2 separate regions of the Homo sapiens genome follow, and region 2 is linked to region 1. A link is a loop called in an ENCODE intact Hi-C map of the cell type or tissue named here. Cell type or tissue: tibial artery. All regions are shown on one strand. Each heading gives the region's core, and the rest is flanking DNA. Links, peaks and the distances in the headings are about the cores only.

Region 1 (10,487 bases), core at 7,488-9,987:
CTTATAGGGGTACATTTTATGGCACCCCAAAATAATTACAATAATAACATCAAAGATCACTCATCACAGATCACCATAACATATATAATAATGAAAAAGTCTGAAATATTGTGAGAATTACCAAAACGTGACACACAGACATGAAGTGAGTACCTGCTGTTGGAAAAATTGTACTGATAAACTTGCTCAATGCGGTGTTGCCATGAACCTTCAATTTGTAAAAAATGCAATATCTGCAAAGCACACCAAAGTGAAGCGCAATAAAATGAGATGTGTCTGTAATATTTTTAAGTGCTACCAGGTGCTGGGGTTTCAAGAGGAGCAAAACAAGCCTGGACTCTTGTCCACATGGAGTTTTATAGCCTAATGGAGAAAACAGGCATTACTCAAATAATCACATATAATATATAATTACAACATTAATTAAATTCTCAAACTGAATTAAGAAATGCATATAACAAAGGAGGCTTACCTGAGAGGTCACTGTAGCTCCCCTGAGGAAGTGACTCTTGAGTTGAGATGTGAAAGCAAAGCAGGAGAAAGAGCACCTTCCAGGAACATGGGTAGCTTGTGCAAAGGCCCTGTGGTGGGAAGAAGCATGGCTTGTTTGAGGGCACAAAGGCCTGGGTGGATGGAGGCCAAACAGCAAGCTAGATGAGGCTGGAAAGGTGGGAAGGGCCAGACTGACCTTCTAGACCATGGTAAAGATTTTGACGTTGATCTCAAGAATGGGAAAGCCATATTGTGCTTGAAACAAGGGAGGTATGACCATGTAATAGAGTATTTGCACCTTCAAAAAGATCTTTCTAGCTGTTTAAAGGAAAACAGATGGAGAGTGTCAAGAATGTTAAATGGGTCCTCATATCCCTTGCTGTTTCCTGTTTCTCATTTTAGTGAGCAGAAGTCTATAGAATGTTCCGGTGCTTTATGAAAGGAGAGGCATATTTAAATTCTGGTTACCCAGTATTCAGTCTAAAGTGGGAATCTAGGAACCATAGAAATAAGCTATAGCCCTTGAATTAGCACCCCTCCTTTTCTAACACAGCAGAGATTCAGGAGGTTACGACCACTTTGATCATTATAGACCCAGGACTGAGATGTACATGGTACCCTGTAGAACAAGAGATACACCCTAGGATCGGTGAGACCAGATGTCAGGAGGGAAGGTAGGAGCTGAGAGGATGAATGGGCTGGGCTTGGAGGAACAGGAGGGTGGGCAGCAGAGGAGCCAGAGATGCAGAAAGGTGAGGTGACTCCTGGTGTTCCAGGTACTGAAATGCCCTGTCAAGCTAGGCATACAGGCTCCATGAGACACACACAAGCCTGCAACCTCCATTGGCTGCAAGCACCTCCTCCCCATTTAGCTAATGGCTCCTCTATCCTCTGTTATTCCAGCTTGCTACTCTTAAAGAAACTGCTTGTGTCTAGCTTCGGACCAGAGCCCTTCTTTCTTTCACCTCAACAAATATGAATTGATCACATTTGCTGTGTAAAGATGCTCTGAGGGTCAAAAAAATCCCCACACTGCCCTTGCCCTTAAGCGTGCTGCCTCCTGGAGGGAGGTGGATATGTAAACAGTTAACCCTTAGGAGGCAGGATGACAGAAGCACTCCATGCTGGCAACCACACAACCTGCTTTGCCTGGCATGGTCTCCGTTGCAACCTGTAGTTGCTGTGTAATTAGTCATTGTGCTCTCTTTCACTCTCAAAATTACTCCAGTTTGGATGATATATTGTGGGGTCATCCTAACAGTGTGCCATGGCTGTAAAGAGCTATGAGCAATTCTTTGTAGCAATTCAGGAGGCATCACAGAATAAATAACATTTGAGCTGAGTCCTTGAGGAAGAGCTGTATTTCAACTATTAGAGTACGGAAAGAGGGCATCCCAGTCTTGGAACAAGCAAAGGCCTGGAGGTGTCTAAAAGTGGAATCTGTATAGGAGAGGGTGAGTACAGTTTAACTATAACCCAGAGCAGAGATCAGCAAACTTTTTCTGTAAAATTTCGAACAGTAAATAGTTCAGGTCTTGTGTTGCAACTGCAATCATCCCTCGGTATCTGTGGGGGACTGATTTCAAGACCAACCACAGATACGAAAATTCACAGATGCTCAAGTCCCTTATATAAAATGGTGTAGTATTTGCATATAACCTACGCACATACTCCTGTATACTTTAAATCTCTAGATTACTTATAATACCTAATACAATGTAAATGCTATGTAAATAGTTGTCCTACTGTATTGTTTAGGGAATAATGACAAGAAAAATGTCGGCACATGTTCAGTACAGATTAAATTTTTTTCCCAAATATTTTCTATCTGCAGTTGGTTGAATCAGCAGATGTGGAACCCACAGATACAGAGGGCTGACCATGTTCAACGCTGTCATCACAGTGGGAAACAGCCATAGACAATAGTAAACAAATGGGCGTGGCTGTGTTCTAATAAAACTTTAATTACAAAAACAGGCAGCCTCAGGATTTGGCTTGTGAGTTTATGTCTTAGTCCTTTTGGGCTGCTGTCACAAGATACCTTAGACTGGGTAATGTAGAAAACACTGGAATTTATTTCTCACAGTTCTGGAGATTTGAACTCTAAGATCAAGGCATCAGCAGATTCAGTGTTTAGTGAGGGCTCCTTTCTCATAGATGGGAACTTCTATGTGTCCTCACACAGGGGGTGGGCAAAAGGAGCTCACTCGAGTCTTTTTTATAAGGCCACCAATCCCATTGATGAGGGCAGAGCCCTCATAAATTAATCACTTCCCAAAAGGCTCCATCTTTTAATAGCACCACAGTGGGGATCAGGTTTCCATGCAAGTTTTGGAGAGGCACATTCAGACCATAGGGTGTGGTTTGCCAGCCCCTGACCTGGCGTCCTTGAAGGAGAGTCATAGGCTAGAAGTTAGGTAGGAGCCATGTCATGAAAGGTCTCGAATACCTGCACTAAAGATGTGTCTTATTCAAAAAAAAACGTATATATATGTTTTTGAGCATAGGAATGGGTGATCTGAGGTCCTAGGGTTTATTGTCAGAGTTTAGAGGGTACTGGAGAAAAATGGGGAACAGCAGTGCAGAGAAAGACCGAGCTTTGGGAAGCATATCCAAGTGCCGGTAGCCATCCCTCCAGACTCTGCCCTTTCGTTCTACAGCCCCCTCCACTGCCTGTCCTCTTCATCATTATGACAGTGCTGAGGGACCTTGTCCTCTCTTATGCAGACACAGTCACAAGCTGCTGTCCTCTGCGTTTTCCATGAAGTGAAGCCCACTAATGACCACCTTCCCCGCCCCACCCAGGATGGCGCTGCTCTCGTGGGGGTTTAATCCTGATGAGCCCAGTGGCTCCTGGGCAGCATCACGCCCAGAACTCCCCATGGATGATGACACCCTCACTGCTGAATCACTGTGGCAGATACTTGGCTGCAGAGCTGGAAGGGGGAGCAGTTAGTCATCTGCCATCACCCCTGTGTCCCCCAGATCCCCCAGAGTGTGCAGGTCACCTTTCCATTGAATATCCCAATAGATCAACTTGAGATTTCAATATTGATTATTTTTGTGACCTTAGCCGAGACAGTTAAGTCTCAGTTTTGCTTATTCTGTCTGTAAAATGGGTATATTGATACCAGAACTACCAACCTCACAAAGTTACAGTGAAGCATAAACAAAAAGTTAACGGATGGGATTGGACATGCTTTGGGTTGTATACATCATCTTGCAGATAACCCCAGTACATAAAGTCTTATTAACACTGGACCAAGGCAGAGCAAGGAGTCCCCTGATGCAGACCATGGTGGAAGGGACCATCTGGTCCTAACCTCACTTTGCAGATGGAGAAACTGAGGCCCAGAGCAGTGACGTGCTGATGCAGGAGAGTTATGGATGGAGGCCAGGTATCTTGGCTCCCAGTGCGTTTCCAGCATCCGTGAGTTTCTCGGTGCCAATTTTGTAAGTACAGGGATCCTGGGCTCTGCTTTGAGCCCAGGTCAAAATCACCATGGCTGGAAGGGAAGTCCTAACTTTCAGATGTCCTTTCAAATACCAACTCTTCACAAACAGCCTAGGGAGAAAGGCATTTTAAATAAAATGCTTTTTACCATGCCTTCCACTTCTGAAATTCATTTCTCAGCAGTGTCTGAATGAGAATTTTACAGACATTTCATTTCCCTTCCTTGTTGCCTTCCTTTGCTGTCCTCCAGGAGCTGGTTATGACTGAAACCTCTGCAAGGCACAAGGTGTAAATCTTCCCTGAGTGGGAGCTATGCCCCAGGGTGCAGGTCATCGGATTGGCACCATCTCCATAAGCGGTGTGGTCATCACAGGAGGAAATAGAGCCCTGAGAAGGGCAGGGAGGCACAGAGAGATTAATTTCTTCAATGTCATGCTTCCTCTGCGTTCCTTAATAACGAAAATTTACATGTGTGGGGAAAATCGCAATTTCTCCTGGAAGGCATGGAAGGAAAAGTCAGAGAGAGGCTTCCGACTGTTTTGCAAGTGGGTGTGAGCCTAGGGCTCTGTATCCATCTGACCTGGAATCTTCTGGCTGCTTACTGTGTGTGGCATGACCCTGAACTGGAATCTGTGCCTTTGTGTGTCTGTGACACTGTTTCTGGGGTTGTGTGTGTGTGTGTGTGTGTTGTCACTGATGTCTTTGTGACTGTGTAGATCAATGTGTGTTTCTTTAAAAAAATATATATCTCATTTCCTGCATAAATTACTCCATGTAAAAGGCCATCCGGAGCTCAGTTCCTAGCATCCTTTTTCAATAAAGCAATATTATCAGAGCCTGGTCCCAAAACTAGTCCCAAGAGAGGCTTTTCCTAGATTCTTTGTCAAATGAAATGTCACCGACTCACCAAATGATGAGAAGAAGAATTCTTCTTGTTTATTTCCCAAGAGAGGCAGAACAGAAGCAGCTCACCCTCTTTATAGCTTTTCCTGGACTAGATAGGCAGGTGGACTCCACCCTTTCCCTTCACCCCTTAACCAGTTTTCTTTGGGCCAGTCGCTTAACTTTCTAACCTCAGTTTTCCCTTTTTAAAAATAGGACTAATAATAACTACTTTCCAAAGTTGCTGCAAGGCTTAAATAATAAATTGGATAATATGGTTCTTCGTAAAGGAGATCAGCATGTGGTGTGTTATACACTCCACATGTCCTCTGCTGAATATATACATGTATTTACTCCTTTATCCAGCAAATATGCTGAACACCTTATATGTACAAAATACATCTTAGGCTCTGGGGAGCTCTATAGGCTTGAGATTCCATTTAGGATTATATAATCAAGTGGGGTGGCAGAGTAGTACCCAGACGATCACAATGTGGCTGGCTAAGTGTGAAGAGAACTGTGCATAGGATGCTGTAAGTGGCTGGAACGGTCCTCGTGCAGCCTGTGGAGGATGCAGCAGCCCCCAGAGAGATGGATCAGGAGGGAATTGCTGAGCTGAGATGTGGCTGTGGAGATGGAAAGGAAGAAAATGTAGCTCACTCTATCTGGTGGCAGAGGCAAAAACAAACAGATTGTACCAAGATGCACTTACCTTCACCTGCTTCTGGAGAGAGCCATTGGAGCTGGGGAGCCTGCTTGGAACCCAGAGTCATCAAGCAGGCTGGCTTGGGGAGAGAGCAAGGACTCAGAGGCTGAGGGTCTGACCACTGGGGAAAGGGATGGGAGGGGAGGAGTGAGAGAAGGAGGCTAGGCTGAGTTTTGTAAGGAAAGTAGAGACAGGCAGGGCCTTGCAGAGATGTTCAATGTCAAAGTCTTCTGATGGGGCTGAAGGTTCCCCAAATAAGAAAATCCTGCTGGGCAAGTGAAAGGCTTTTTCTAAAGTCCCTTTCAAGTGGGCTGGTCTTAGCTGAATTAAAGCGGACATTTGCTTTTCATGATGCATTCCCAATTACCAATCTCTCCCCCAGGCCCCTTTCTCCAGAAAGAAAATTTGTGACTGGCCAAACTCTGCCCAGGTCTCTTGACTGCTTCTGGCATTCCTGCTTATCCGTTCTTTCCCTCATTTAATAGATGCACGTTGATCCTGATGCTAGGCCAGGGCTGGAAGTGCAGGTGAGGAATACAGAGTCCCTGCTCTCTGGAAGCTCAGAGCTTAGTGGGAGGGACACACCTAGGAACAGATAATTCAGTGACACAGCCTGGAGTTCATGGCTAAGGACTTTGGACTTTGTCTTGGAGATATGGTCCCAGGTATTAGGGGAGCAGAAAGGAAGGAATGACAGACACCCTGTATGGGGCTCAGTGGTCATGAGAGAAAATCTAACAGAGCCGAGTCTCAGAGGATGAGAAAGATTCTGCTAGATGAGATCTAAACAAGTTATTATTGCTATCATTGTCACTAATGACAATAGTCATCATTTATGAAAGACTCAGTCTACGTCATTGCCAAGCCCTTTGCTATCTGCTAAGCATATCACACATCTAATGTAATACTATCAAATCCCAGGAAGCATCCTGTGAGTTGGGTATTATTGTAACCATTTTACAGAAGTAGGAAAACCGTGACTTATACAGCTAGGAAAACAGAAACCTAGGATTGGAATTCAAGGTTGTCTGACTTCACCTTTCCACCCATCGTATTCTCTCTCCCACATTCACTTAGTGTTACTGCAGGAAGCATGCAAAATAATACATAGTTTAGTCAACAGCTCTCAATTCAAGAACACATTGAAATATAAAGAACTCTAATATCTTTGGCAATGAATAATAATAACTAAGTAAGCAAACCATCAACTGAACTGGTTCAGCATTGATCTGATTTAATATTTTCTAGTAGCAGCTCCTCTTCATGTGACAGGAACAGTACTTTCCATGATCTCCATGGGTACAGTACTCACCTAGGTATGTATGGAAGGAATAAGAGAAATATGAAAGTCTCACAATCAAAAGCTTATGATGACATCGAGGGGAGATTAAGATTCACGCACAAAGCAGGGGCTCACAAAATTGAGTAAGATCAAGGGTCAGTAATAGGGTGAGGAGGGCAAGAGGCTGAGTTCATTCGGCTGCAGAAAGGCAGGACTTGAGCTGGTCTTTGCAGGTTGGATGGGACCTGGACAACAGAGGAAAGGGAAGCGTGGCAGGTGGGCCAGGGAACTCACACAGGGGGTGTGCTTGGCTGTGAGGCAGTGGCAGCCTGGACTGGCTGGAGAAAAGGTTCAGATTTGAAAGTAGTGGGGGATTAGGTAAGATTGGTAGGGTCAGGCTGATTATGAAGGGGAAGAATGGAAGCTAAGAAATATCAATTTTGTCTTTTAGGCCCTGGCAAGCCATTGTAGACTTTTGAGCAGAGGAGAAACACCATAAACAAGTCGATGAATTATTTTAGCTTCCAAAGAGCCCCTCTCTTTCTAGAGGATTGGCATCTGGTGTCTTTGAGATCAGCCTCATTGCCTTGGTGAAACTTGAGCCTTTCCCTGGGATGACAGTTGAATTTAACAGCCGATCAAGCATCATCAGGGAATGAGATCAGAGAATGTCACACTGTCAGGTCCAGCCCCTTGTTTATAGATGGCAATGGTGAAAACCAATAATGATGAGGAGGAAACAGAATTTAAACCGGTGGCATGCTTCATCCAACATCACAGAGCAAATGTGTGATGAAGCTGGTCCTGGCTGCCACACCTCCATAGCTCACCCCCGCCAGCAGGGAGGTGAAGCCTGAGGATTCACAAACATCAGCTATTAGGGACTGCTGGCGTGTCCGTGTAGGCAAACCACACTTTCATCACCGCACTCACGGAAGAAGAGGCCCTTGGTGGGCTCCAGAGTGAGAACAGATGCTTTTTTAGGCTCTTGGGCCAACTGGGACAAAAAAGCTTGGTGTTTTATGCTCCTGAGATAGATACCAGAGTGGGGGTAACCTTCCCAGAGTGGACAGGGGACAAGTCTTTAGTTTGGGTCTCTGGCCACAGATTCCAGAGGCTCGGTCTTCACTTATCCAACTCATCTGCAAAAAGCCTAAGCACAAGTTGGCAAAACAGGCAAAGGTGATCTGTGGGGAAGCCAGCCCATGTCCATAGACGGGTCCAGTAGAATGAACTTGGATAGGCAGAGAGAGGCCTGTGGGAGCTACAGTGCTGGAGGTGGGGAGGTCGTGAGGACAGAGGAACTTTATCTTCAGTGTGAAGCTCTTGCTTCCTTTCTTGTTCCCTGAACCATCCGGGTCATTGGGTCACACAGCCCCGTGTCTTCCCATCCTTCCATTTCTCTCTGACTTTCTGTCTGCATCTGTGGCTTGGCCCTGCCTGCTGTGCTGCTTATTAGCTTTCAGAGAGGAAGAGCTCTGCATGGTGACAAAAAGGAGATTGTTGGGTCCCTCTGCCTGCAATCTAGAAAGGGGCACACAGCTTGAGTGTGGAGGGCAAGAGGAGGGTTGGAGACTGGGAGGATGGCCGCGGCCATCAGGGGTCTCCTCCTCCCTGCAGTCCTGGCTCTCTGTCATGTGAGTGGTCCCCCTTGTGCTTGGTGGAATTGCTGGCAGTGACAGGAAGGAGATTACAGACTGTATTTATGCCTTGTAGCTTTCTGTAGGCTGTTGGGAAACAAATGGAACTCGGCAGTTGTCAGTTCTGGGAAGGAGAATTCCAAGTGTATTGTAGCCCTGAAGCGGTGCCCTGTGTGAGGGCATGCTGGTGTCACCTCTGATCGTCCTTCCTCTCTCAAATGTGTGTTTTATTCCCTGAGTGGAGAACAGGGTCAGCTTCTTTCCCTAATATTGGAGTGATTCCTCTCTGAGTTGTAGCTCCTCTGTGTCGTCTTGGGGTGGGGGCAGCAGAGGCTCAGCTAGAGCAGAAAGACAAGGAACACATGGCTATGGCAGGATGTCGAAGGGAGCCCTGGAACCCCAGCACCAGGAGGGACACAATGAAAGAGACAGAGGCTGGAGGCCACACCAGGCAGGCAGGGCTTCCTCCCCTCCCCAGCCCTGACCCTGGCCCTGAGCCCTGCTCTGGCCATTGTGGGATCTGGAGGCTGACAGTCAGAAGCAGCATCACACACACATTGTAGGTGGCAATTATTTCTTTACCTTCTATTTTGCCCACTAGACTGTAAACACCTAGAAGACAGGGAGAGAGCGGGGGAGAGAGAGAGAAAGAGAGAGAGTGAGTGAGAGAGAGAGAGAGAGTGAGTGAGAGAGAAAGAGAGACAGAGACAGAGACAGATAGTATGTGTGTTGTGTCTTTGATGCCCAGGCCCCAGCACAAGGTAGATTCTTAATATATGGGGACTAAATTGAAGCAATTTGTACCTTCCCAGGTACAGGGCAGGAAGGAGTAGTAAAAAGCTACCAAAGAACAGATCTGTCATTTACCAAGTCAGCCTCAGACACCCGGAAAAGGCTGATGTTAGCAAAGCTCCCAGGATTGGCCCACCCCACCACTCAGGGCACAGCCGCCTCTGCCTCTCCTTCCGGGAGTGCAACATTAATTTAGCACTTACTACTGCAGGCACTCTCTTTGGATTGGTAAGAAATAGAAGGGCAAAGAGAAGCAGAGAGCTTGGGAGAACAAAATGTCTGGAGTCAGAAGACACGCCACTTGCTGGCTGTTTTCTTAGGCAAGCCCTGTGCTTGACTTTCCTAAGCCTCATTTTCCACATCTACAAAATAAGAGCAACTACCTGGCAAGGGAAAGGCATCTCTCATACGCTGCTGATAGGATGTAAATGGGTATGACCTTCCTGCAAGTAATTTGTAAAAATTCCTTAAGACGAACACACCTTTGGACTTGGCAATTCCACATCCAGAAACTTATCCTAAGAAAATGATCAAGTCTGGAGCAAGAGTCCACTGCAAGAATAGTCATTATGTGTTTATAATAGCAAAAACTGGAAATAATCTAAACAACAAATGTGAAGAATTTGTCTGAGTAATTATAGTATACCCATAAATGGAATGCCATAATCATTAAAATTATAATATATTTTCCTCCTACATGAAAAGGTGTTTATGATATGTTGTTAAATACAAAAGGCTATTTAGTGAACAGTATGAAAATATGATACTGCTTTTAAAAAAGAAGCATTTTACTCCAAATATTAACTGTAGCTTATATTTGTATTGTAGGATTGCTACTAACTTAACATTTTTCCTCTTATTTGTCTATTTTTTACAAGAAGCATTTGCTATTTTTTAAAGGTAACAAAATCATCATATTAAAATACCTACTTTTAAAGGTTGTTTTAAGAGTTAAAGAAGATATTACACATGAAAGTACTTTGTGAACTGAAAAAATTATACAGATTTAAGATAGGACTTCTGCCCATGAGAAGCTTATAGTTTGGAAGGAGATGAAAGATATCTAAGATAACCATAGCATGAGACAGGATGTGACTAGAGCTTTCAGAGAATGACAAGCAGCATGTTATTTGGAAGCACAGAGGAGGAAAAATTACTTCTGGCTGTGGAGGTAGCAGCCAGAATGTTTGCATGAACACTGAGGAATGGTTCAGGTAGAAATATCTGATCAGACAGAAA
Region 2 (10,487 bases), core at 4,113-6,612, 350 kb before region 1:
TTGATCTGTCCCTATTCAGTTTGCTACTGTTTTCTAGCATGGTTTATTCCAGCTTTTTGTTTCTCACTGAATCTTTTACTATCTTATTTCTATTTTTATTCTCTCTTTACAGTGCTAGTTTTCCAGCTTTTTAAAACCATGGAAATAATTACTTTTTGTAGTAAAGCTTTAAGTAATGTGAAATAGCCTGCTAAATTCTTGTAATCTACCATTGAAAAAACTAGTATTTCAGTCAGACACTTTTGCCTGCAAGAACTCAGGCTAACCCAAACAAGGGGAAAGTTTATTTGAAGAATACACATGGGTTAATAAGGGAAGAATCAGAATCTCACACAAATCCAAACTCCTTTGAGGAATGCAACTGGAGAGTTTTTCTGGATGTGAGTTTTTCTGGATGTGAGCTCCAGTGACCCCAAGAGCATGAGATATTTGATCTTCACACTAATATTTAATCAGTAGCTTGATTGATTCAGTTCTTCTCATAGGGTGACCAACCTTCCCTATTGGTCTAAGATCGAGGGGTTTCCAGGACATGGGACTTTTCAGTGCTAAAACTGAGACAGTTCTAGGTAAACTAGTATAGTTGGTCACCTTGTTTCTACATGTATGCTTCCCTCTTATTTTCTCATTTCTCTACCATTAACTGGTATTGTCATCTCCTCATCACAGCTTCATAACTTTGGTATACTTGAGGACCCGTTAGCCTCTTTTTTCCAGTTTAGGACCTTTTATGTTCAAGTCCTCTCTCTAACTTTTCTCTGGATATTTCCTAGTTTATTATCTGAGGTAAGGAATATTTATTGGCCCAGCTTGCCTTTTTGCATTAGGTCTACATTACTGGCCATCTTATAGATTGATAGCAATTGTGACAAAAGAAAGATAATGCAACTCGCTGCATTGCACTGGGATTCATGGGCTATAAAAAGTGGCTCATGTGAGTTCAACTTTTAATGTATGGTATTTTCTGGCCACTGAAAAGTCTAACACATTTAAAAATCAGTATGATATCATTTGCAAATAAACTACATTATACTTGAATAGAATTCAACTTTGATTAGATTTTTATGGCCTTAACAATACACTTTACATTGGTATTAGTCCTCCATGATAATAAAGTAGGTAAAATTCTATAAATATTAGATCTCATCTATACTCTTTTCCCATGACCTACATAGTATTACTAATTGTTTTGTTTATACAGTTACATGTAAATTCTATCTTATTCTTGATTGGCTAAAAAATTACACAAACAAGTTAAAAAGAACTGAAGAAAATATGAACAGTGTCCTAGTTAGATATCTATATTTCTCAAATTTTATCCTTCATATTTGCTTGATGCTTTAAATTTTACTATCTAATCATAGTTTGCTTTAGATTTTAAGATTTAAATCTCAAAATTTATATATTACAATTTTCGTTTTGTTACAAAGAAGTGCTTTTGCTAATTGTTAAAGTTATGTTTCTGTGTGCAAAATAGACATTTTTTTTGGTGTGCAGAAGACATTGCATCAAGGCCTATTTTTATTTGACATATTACTACACAACCCTTGCTCCAGTCAGCTAAGGCTAGGGAGGAAGTTGCCTAAGGCCGCCCCTTTAATAGGGCTTGTAGGCCTGGCAGTATTCCTTAGAAGGCACTGTGATTGGTTGTCTGGTATACCTGGGATATAGTCTCTAGGGGTCAGTGCAAGCAAAGTTTTGTTGGCAATGGTTTGTTAGTTAGGAAAACTAACAAACAGAAAGGAATAGCATCGACATCAACAAAAAGGACATCCACACCAAAACCCCATCTGTAGGTCACCATCATCAAAGACCAAAGGTAGATAAAACCACAAAGATGTGGAGAAACCAGAGCAGAAAAGCTGAAAATTCTAAAAACCAGGGCATCTCTTCTCCAAAGGGTCACAGCTCCTCGCCAGCAACAGAACAAAGCTGGATGGAGAATGACTTTGATGAGTTGACAGAAGTAGGCTTCAGAAGGTCGGTAATAACAAACTGCTCCAAGCTAAAATTTAGGCCCATGTTCTGTAGGATATTCCTGAGGTCTGATATATGTACATATGTATTTATATATGCAATATGAGAACCAAAAATGCATTTATATGTTTATGTTGTTCATGAGAGGAAGCTTTTTGAGGGATATTGTCTGGGATTTTTTTTCTCATTTTTTACACTGAGTTTTATTGAAAGTATATATGTACATAGTTTGAACAAGTAAAGTAAATAGTTGCATGCATTGTTATTAAAAAAGATAAGTACTTTGCACATTTCCTCATCTTCCTCAGAAGCAACTATTTGCATTCTTTTAGTTTTGTCTTTTGGTGTTAATATTCATATTTCTGAGCAACATGCTAGTAATACTCCTTCTTAATTAAAAAAAATTTAGGCATTTTTTATTGATTTACCACTAGGAAGGATGAGGATTTATTCCTCTTTCTCTCCCCTGCCACCACTACACATGCACTCTTTCCACTCCCGTCCTCTCTTTATAGTTATATTGTAATTTTGCTTAGATCTATATTAAACATTTATGTTGTTATGACTATATAAACATTAGTCACAGCTGATCTATGAGTAAACTATGATTATGTTTCCGTCTATGTATGGCTTTTTGTTTTATCTGGAGTTATATTGATTTTTCATTTGCTAGGTTTTCTATTTATCTAATTATTTATCTAATTATGAGTAATTCATCTTCATCAGGGAATCTAAGCCTTAGAGATTTAATCGTAGTCTGTTAATAACAGTTAACTACAAAAGAATCAATAGTGTGCCTAAGGTTCTAGATAGAAAAGACTTTTGGTCAAATTTTATGTTTTGAGTATTTACACACATACAACACATGCACATATGCATATGTACATTTAAACATATATGTAAGTATACATACAAATGTATATATATACCACAGACATTCACACAATTACATATATATGTAATGACCAACATCATCTTGCAGAGAAATGTGCTTATCTACTTGTTTATTTGAATTATTGCATAATTTAATTTATAATATCCCCCTGGGTTCTATGTTTTTGTTAAATTGCTTGTTAACATTAACTTTAGTCTTTGTATTAGTTTCTGGTGGCTGCTGTAACACATTACCTCAAAGTTAATAACTTAAAAAATTACAGAAATTTATTATCTCTCAGTTCTGGAGGCCAGAAGTCCAGAATCCACTTCACTAAACCAAAACGAAGGTGTCCTCAGGGCTGTGCTCCATCCTCAGGTTCTAGGGGAAAGTTTGTTTCTTGACATTTCCAGCTTTTGGTGTCTGCTGGCATTCCTTTTCTTGTGGCTGCATCACATCAATTTCTGCATGCCATTTTCACATCACCTCCTTTTCTGTATGTTGAATCTTCCTCTACCTCTCTCGTAAGGACACTTTTGATGGCATTTAGGACCCGTATGGATAATCCAGGATTATCTTCTCAATGTCCTTAAGATCTCAAGATCCTTAACTTAATCACATTTGCAAAGGCCCTTTTTTCTTATAAAGTAATATTTACAGGTTCTAGGGATTAACACCTGGTATCTTTGGGTGGCCATTATTCACCCAATGACAGTCCTCAAAGCATGTCATTGAAAAAGCCTTTCCAAGATTGAGGCTTGGTGAAGGGTTATGGTAACTACAGAGAAACAGAAGAAAAATAATGTATATTCTAGCTTTTGGAGCAGTTGAAATATCCTGCTTAAGGGCCTATAATCAATGTGACTCTAATAGAGGTTTGGACTTGATGGGAAATGAAAATTCTGAATCCCTATTTCAAATTTGTTACAATGGGGATTTTTGAATCCTTGGTCACATGGTGCAGGGTAATAACACCTACCTTAAGTGTCAATGAATAAAAGGAGGCATAGTCATGGGGCTATTTTTTTTTTTTTATAATTTCAACTACACATATCTCTTTTTGCATTGTGAACAGCTCTATCTTGATTCCCTTTGGCCACTCCGCAGCTGACCAAATCTAGAAGTCTTCCGCTTGGCAAAACAAAGAGTAGTATGTTTCAATCTGATTTCTCTGGACAGAGTTATAGACCTCTGAAAACAAGCTTAAATAGAGGTGATGTGCTGTAAAAAAATCTGGGCTGGTAGAGTAGAGTGTTTTCATCCTTAGGTAATTATTAATAAAGCCATAAAATTTATTTTATTTTTTTTTAAGACAGAGTCTTGCTCTGTCGTCCAGGTTAGGGTGCGGTGGCGCAATCTTGGCTCACTGCAGCCTTGAACTCCAGGCTCAAGCAATCCTTCCACCTCTCCTACCTCAGCCTCTTGAGTAACAGACTACAGGCGTGTGCCACTACAGCAAATTTTTTTTGTATTTTCTGTAGAGAAGTCATAACCATCATTTCTCTTCAAGGGATAATTGATATTATTAAACTTCCAATGAGTGGATTAGTAGCGATCTTGGCTTTGCCATAATTTTACTGACTAGTACAGGATATACTTTTCCTCCACGTGATACAGTGCTTATCTTTATTTTTCAATTTTAATTTTAATTTATTTATTTTTTTAAGATGGAGTCTCTGTTGCCCAGGCTGGAGTGCAGTGGCGCTATCTCGTCTCACTGCAGCCTCTGCCTCCTGGGTTCAAGCAGTTCTCCCGCCTCAGCCTCCTGAGTAGCTGGGATTACAGGTGTGCACCACCATGCCCGGCTAATTTTTTTATTTTTAGTAGAGATGGGGTTTCACCACATTGGTCAGGCTAGTCTCGGTCTCGAACTCCTGACCTCAGGTGATCCGCCTGCCTTGGCCTCCCAAAGTGCTGGGATTACAGGTGTGAGCCACCACGGCTGGCCTACAGTGCTTATCTTAAAAATGATATATGTTTTATTTGTTTCCCTAATGAGATATTCTTTGCAAATTTGTGAGATATAAAATAGGCTGTGCTTCTCTGAAAAAGAAATCAAAATAGCCGCATACTGAAATTTCTGGAGATAAGGAATGAACACGAAATCAACATTTAATATTAGTAGTCATTTATTAGGTGTTACTTAAAGTAGTTGAAACAAATTGGTTCTTTTGAAATGTTTGAATTTGTGTTCTAAGTTAATTTAGGAAGGCTTCTTGGAGGAAGAGGAAGGGAGATTCAAGAAAAGACTTTAAGTAGCTATGGTCTTCAAATGTTGAGGGTGGTGAAAGGAGTCATGTAAATTGGGGATAAAAGGGCTTTAAGGAAACTAGGAATAGAGTCCTAGCAAGCAGTGATGAAAGCAATTAAGCATATATGGAGCACTTGAAGAAATAACTCCTTATTGACAAAGGTGGATAGAAGGTAAGGAATGTGTCTGGTCAGTGATCTCCAAGTGTATTAATTCAGACTTTAGGTTTTCATATTTTTGTGTACATGCTTTATATAAAGTATACATTATTTCTTAAAAAACAGTTTGAGTAACCGCCCTTAAACCAAGTTACAAAGTACAATCTCTAGAATAATGACAATAATGTTGTACCACACTATCAGCACATCAAAGTCTCCTTTGCAAGTAATCCTGTTGTCTTAGATCTGGCATTTTTTAATAATAGGGACCTGTTTTCCTGTTGGAACACTTAGTGCATTTGGAATTAAAACTTATCCTGCTTTTGTTTGCTTTCTTCCCCCTTTCCCTGGCAGCTTAGTGAAACTATGAAACAGGCACGTCACCGGCTAGCATCCTTTAAAACCGTGATTAAAAAAAAGGGATCAGTGTTTCCAGATGATGGAAGGAAAAGCTTTCTTACCAGAGAGGTAAATTAATTTCTAATACATGATTTAAAAAAATACAGGTAAAAAATACAGATAAAGATTTACTTATATCTCAGCATAATTTAGAACTGTAAAATAATTGGAAATAGCCTTAAATACCCAATAGTAGGGGATGCTTGAGTAAATTGTGACATATCCATATGCAGCCATTCTAAAAAATATTTTCAAAGAATATCTGAAGATAAGGGAAAGTGTCTGTGATATAAAGTTAAGAAAAAAGTTGGATATGAAATTAAGTATGATATGATCTTAATTAAAATATATGTATATGTATTCAACAAATACTTATGGAATGTCTGTGATTGCCAGCATTGTTCTAGAAACAGGACTTATAGTGGTGAAAAGACAGACAAAGATCCCTCAAGGAGCTTCTGTGCTAGTTGGGAAGCATATAATAAACAAGCAAATAAATATAGAATATAATTTCAAGTGATAAGTGCTATGAAGAGAAATACAGCAAAATAAAAAGATGGAAAGAGTTCCATGTGCATAGACAAAAGCCTAGGTACAAATGGCACAAGAGGCTAATACTGATTATTTCTGGGTAGTAGTATTACAGGTGATTTTCTTCTGTTTTTTATTTTTAAAAATTGTCATAAAGTATGTCACTTTCTAATCAGGAAAAAATTGAAACTATTAATTTTTAAAAAGAAAAATTCTTTTGATTCAAAACTTAAGTGAGTGTGGAGCTAGGCTTAGGAGGATATGTAAGTCTATACTTATAAAATGACATTGTTTTGGTGCCTACCTCAGAATTCACAAATTTGGATCCTAAATTTATGTGTTTTCCTGTGTGTACTTAATTTTGGCATTAATGTTTTATAGGCAGCATCTAGTAAAATAGACCATTAATTTATTTTTTAATAAATTATGTTTTTTTGCCAATAAATATGTTATTTTTTTGCCATCATCAACTGCCTCATTTAGTTCTTTCCCAGTTTTACTTCCTAATTAGTATACTCTTATATTTTCCTGGAATATGCATATAATATATATAATATATAAATATATAGATATATAATTTTGTATTTTTTTCCATATCTTGACCCAACCATTAAAAATGTTTGTCTCATATATGTTGGCAATTGGTTGAATACTAAACTGTAATGTTTTTCTCTTTAATTACAACTAAGAAATTTATAGTTAAATTTAAAAAACAAGTGGGCGTGGATATGTGTCCATGTATGGCAACACATCCCACGTGCGTTTATATGGTTGTCTTTTTCTAGCATTGCCTTGTGGCTCCTCAGAGTTTCTTTTGTACCTAAATTATTTTCAGATGTTGGTTTCTTGACAGTTTTCATACCTATCGTGGTTTGGTAGTACTATAGTTTGGGCCATTAGACTGACTCCAGGGTACTGTTAGATGAGGTGATTAGACACTTTCTACTAAATCAGAAAAAAAAACACAGTTATCAGATCTTAGAGATGGATATTTATATTGCTTGGAACATGCTCAGACCTTTCAACTGGTGTTTTTCCAGAAAGTGTACTATTCACAGTTCTGATTGAAATAATTATCCAATAGACGGGAGGATTAAGTCTGAGATAACATCTTTGTATAAACCAGTTTTTTACGTCAGAGGTGCCATTTAAGTGTAATTCATTATTGTTATGGTGATAATGATGAATTCAGGCTACCTACTTGCTTCCAAAGAAAGCATATATGTTTTTCAGGTAAAAATATGAAAAACAAATCTACTCAATACAATTGGGAATGATCTAAGAAATTGGTGAAATTTTTCTTATTACTTGTATCAAGCTTTCCCTCAAATCTCAACAATTTTCTACCTTCTTAGTTGTGTGAAGTGGGAATTTGCAAATCAGAAAGAACAATCTATGATTGAGTTGAACCCTGGTTTTATTTCATTATTAGTCTTTAGTGACATTAGAATCTGTCTGGTTGTTATTGATCCGGATTTGGAGATACAAGTGGAACACATACTTGCTTGTACTCTGGCAGGTTGCCAAGACTAAAATCATGAGTCTTCTGAAATTGTTACTGGCTAGAATAGGTGCAAGTTGTCATTTATAAAGTTAATATATTCTCCTGTTTTATTCCATATGGTTTTATATGTGAGCGCTTTGTTTGTACATATGAAGTAGAACTCATGTTTTTTCCCTTTACTGTGTATTAGACTACCAAAACCTACTAAGATAATTTTAGATCTTTCACAGAAACTCAACTTAGTCTCATGAATATGTTGCTTCCTCTAGACCTATTTATATTTGTAGTAATTTTTTTTCCAGGAAGTGCTTTCCAGGAAACCAGCATCCACTGGGATAAATACAGGAATAAGAGGAGAGTTGCCCATTAAGGTCCATCAAGGTCTTTTAGCTGCTGTACCTTACCAGAATTATATGGAAAATCAGGTAGGGAAATATAAAAAGTAGAGGGGAAAGACATTGGCTTATTAGAAGTATCCACAGCTAACTAAGGATGGGATAAAGGGTTAAGATATCCAGTATTTTTTTTAACGGACTTTATTGAGATATAATTCATATACCATACAATTCACCCATTTAAAGTGTACAATTCATTGGTTTTTAGTACTCACAGTTTGCACAGGGTTGTGCAACTGTTACCACAATCTAATTTAGAGCATTTTATTTTTAATTTTTTAATTAATTTTTTAAAATAACTTTTATTTTAGGTTCAAGGATACATGTGTAGATTTGTCATATGGGTAAATTGCATGTTACAGGGGTTTGGTGTACAGATTACTTCGTCACGTGACTTTACCTAATAGGTAGTTTTCCCATCCTCACCCTCCTTTCACCCTCCACCCTCAAGTAGGCCCTGGTGTCTGTTGTTTCCTTCTTTGTGTTCATATGTACTGAATGTTTAGCTCCCGCTTGTAAGTTAGAACATGTGGTATTTGGTGTTCTGTTCATGAATTAGTTTGCAGTTTGCTTAGGATAATGGCCTCTAGTTTCATACATGTTGATGCAAAGGACATGATCTCATTCATTTTTATGGCTGCATAGTATTCCATGGTGTATGTGTACCACATTTTCTTTATCCAGTCTGCTGTTGATGGGCATTTAGGTTGATTCTGTGTCTTTGCTATTGTTAATAGTGCTGTGATGAAAATATGTGTGCATGTATCTTTAAGGCAGAGCAATTTATATTCCTCTGGGTATATACCAGATAATGGGATTGCTGGGTTGAATGGTAATTCTGTTTTAAGTTCTTTGAAAAATCACCAAACTGCTTTCCACAATGGCCGAACTAATTTACATTCCCCTTAGTGGTGTATAAGCATTCCTTTTTGTCCACAGCCGTGTCAGCATCTGTAATCTTTTGGCTTTTTCTGACTGGTGTGAGATGGTATCTTGTGGTTTTGATTTGCATTTCTCTAATGAGTGGTCCTTGGCCATGTGTATGTCTTCTTTTGAAGTGTCTGTTAATATCCTTTGCCCTCTTTTATGGAGTTTTTTGCTTGTAAATTTGTTTAATTCCTTGTATTCTGGATATCAGACCTTTCTTTGATGCATATTTTTTCCCATTCTGTAGGTTGTGTGTTTACTCTGTTGATGGTTGCTTTTGCTGTGCAGAAGCTCTTCAGTTTGATTAGATCCCATTTGTCATTTTTTTTTTTGTTGCAGTTGCTTTTGGCATCTTCATCATGAAATCTTTGCCTGTTTCTATGTCCAGATTGATATTTCCTATGTTATCTTCTAGTGTTTTTTATGCTTTTAGGTTTTACATTTAAGTCTTTAATTCATCTTGAGTTGATTTTTATATATGGCATAAGGAATGAGTCCAGTTTCAATCTTCTGCATATAGCTAGCCAAATATATCCCAGTACCACTGAATTGGGAGTCCTTTCCCCATTGCTTGTTTTTGTCAGTTTTGCTGATGATCAGATTGTTGTAGGTGTGCAGCATTATTTCTGGGCTCTCTATCTGTTCCATTGGTCCATGTATCTGTTTTTGTACTGATACCATGTTTTGGTTACTGTAGCCTTGTAGTGTAGTTTGAAGTAGGGTAATGTGATTCCTCCAGCTTTGCTCTTTTTCTTAGAATTGCCTTGGCTATTCAGGCTCTTTTTTGTTTTCATATGAATTTTCAAATAGTTTCTATGAAGAATGTCATTGGTAGTTTGATAGGAATAGCATTGAATCTGTACACTGCCTTGGGCAGTATGGCCATTTTAACTATATTGATTCTTTTTATCCATGAGCATGAAATGTTTTTCCATTTGTTTGTGTCATCTCTGATTTCTTTGAGCATTGTTTTTTAATTCTTATTGTAGAGGCCTTTCACCTCCTTAGTTAGCTGTATTCCTAGGTATTTTATTCTTTTGTGGCTATTGTGAATAGGATTGCATACTTGATTTGGCTCTTAGCTTGGGTATTGTTGGTGTATAGGAATGCTACTGATTTTGTATCCTGAAACTTTGCTGAAGTTGTTTATCAGATCATGGAGCTTTGGGCAGAGACTATGGGGATTTCTAGGTATAGAATCATATCTTCTGCAAATAGGGATAGTTTGACTTCCTCTCTTCCTACTTGGATGTCATTTTTTTTCTTTCTCTTGCCTGATTGCTCTGGCTAGCACTTCTAGTACCATGTTGAATAGGAATGATGAGAGAGGACATCTTTGTCTTGTTCTGGTTTTCAAGGGGAATGCTTCCAGTTTTGCCTATTCAGTATGATGTTGGCTCTGGGTTTTTTGTTATAGATGGCTATTTTTATTTTGAAGTATATTCCTTCAAACAAATGCCTCGTTTGTTGA

What was found. Hi-C counts contacts between places; a loop is a spot of excess contacts. Peaks named below come from ENCODE experiments on the same cell type or tissue, not always from the same donor. Only the 100,000 strongest peaks of a DNase experiment are listed, where the experiment ranks them.
Region 2: a loop joins it to region 1, with 2.7 times the contacts of the local background. A loop is called at or near these places in 1 of 110 quality-filtered maps.

The regions. Positions count from the first base shown.
Region 1 is chr11:125,319,243-125,329,729 of GRCh38, forward strand. All of the region lies in intron 2 of PKNOX2 (PBX/knotted 1 homeobox 2), which reads left to right. Among named protein-coding and RNA genes, the nearest start is that of PKNOX2-AS1, 58 kb to the left of the region's middle. In tibial artery, for the core only: no CTCF peak of the experiment used is centred there; a DNase peak (open chromatin) is centred at 8,879.
Region 2 is chr11:124,969,482-124,979,968 of GRCh38, forward strand. CCDC15 (coiled-coil domain containing 15) reads left to right here. Exons shown (of 16, transcript NM_025004.3): 5 at 5,615-5,728; 6 at 7,997-8,119. Among named protein-coding and RNA genes, the nearest start is that of CCDC15, 21 kb to the left of the region's middle. RefSeq lists a silencer at 7,538-7,738. In tibial artery, for the core only: no CTCF peak of the experiment used is centred there; no DNase peak of the experiment used is centred there.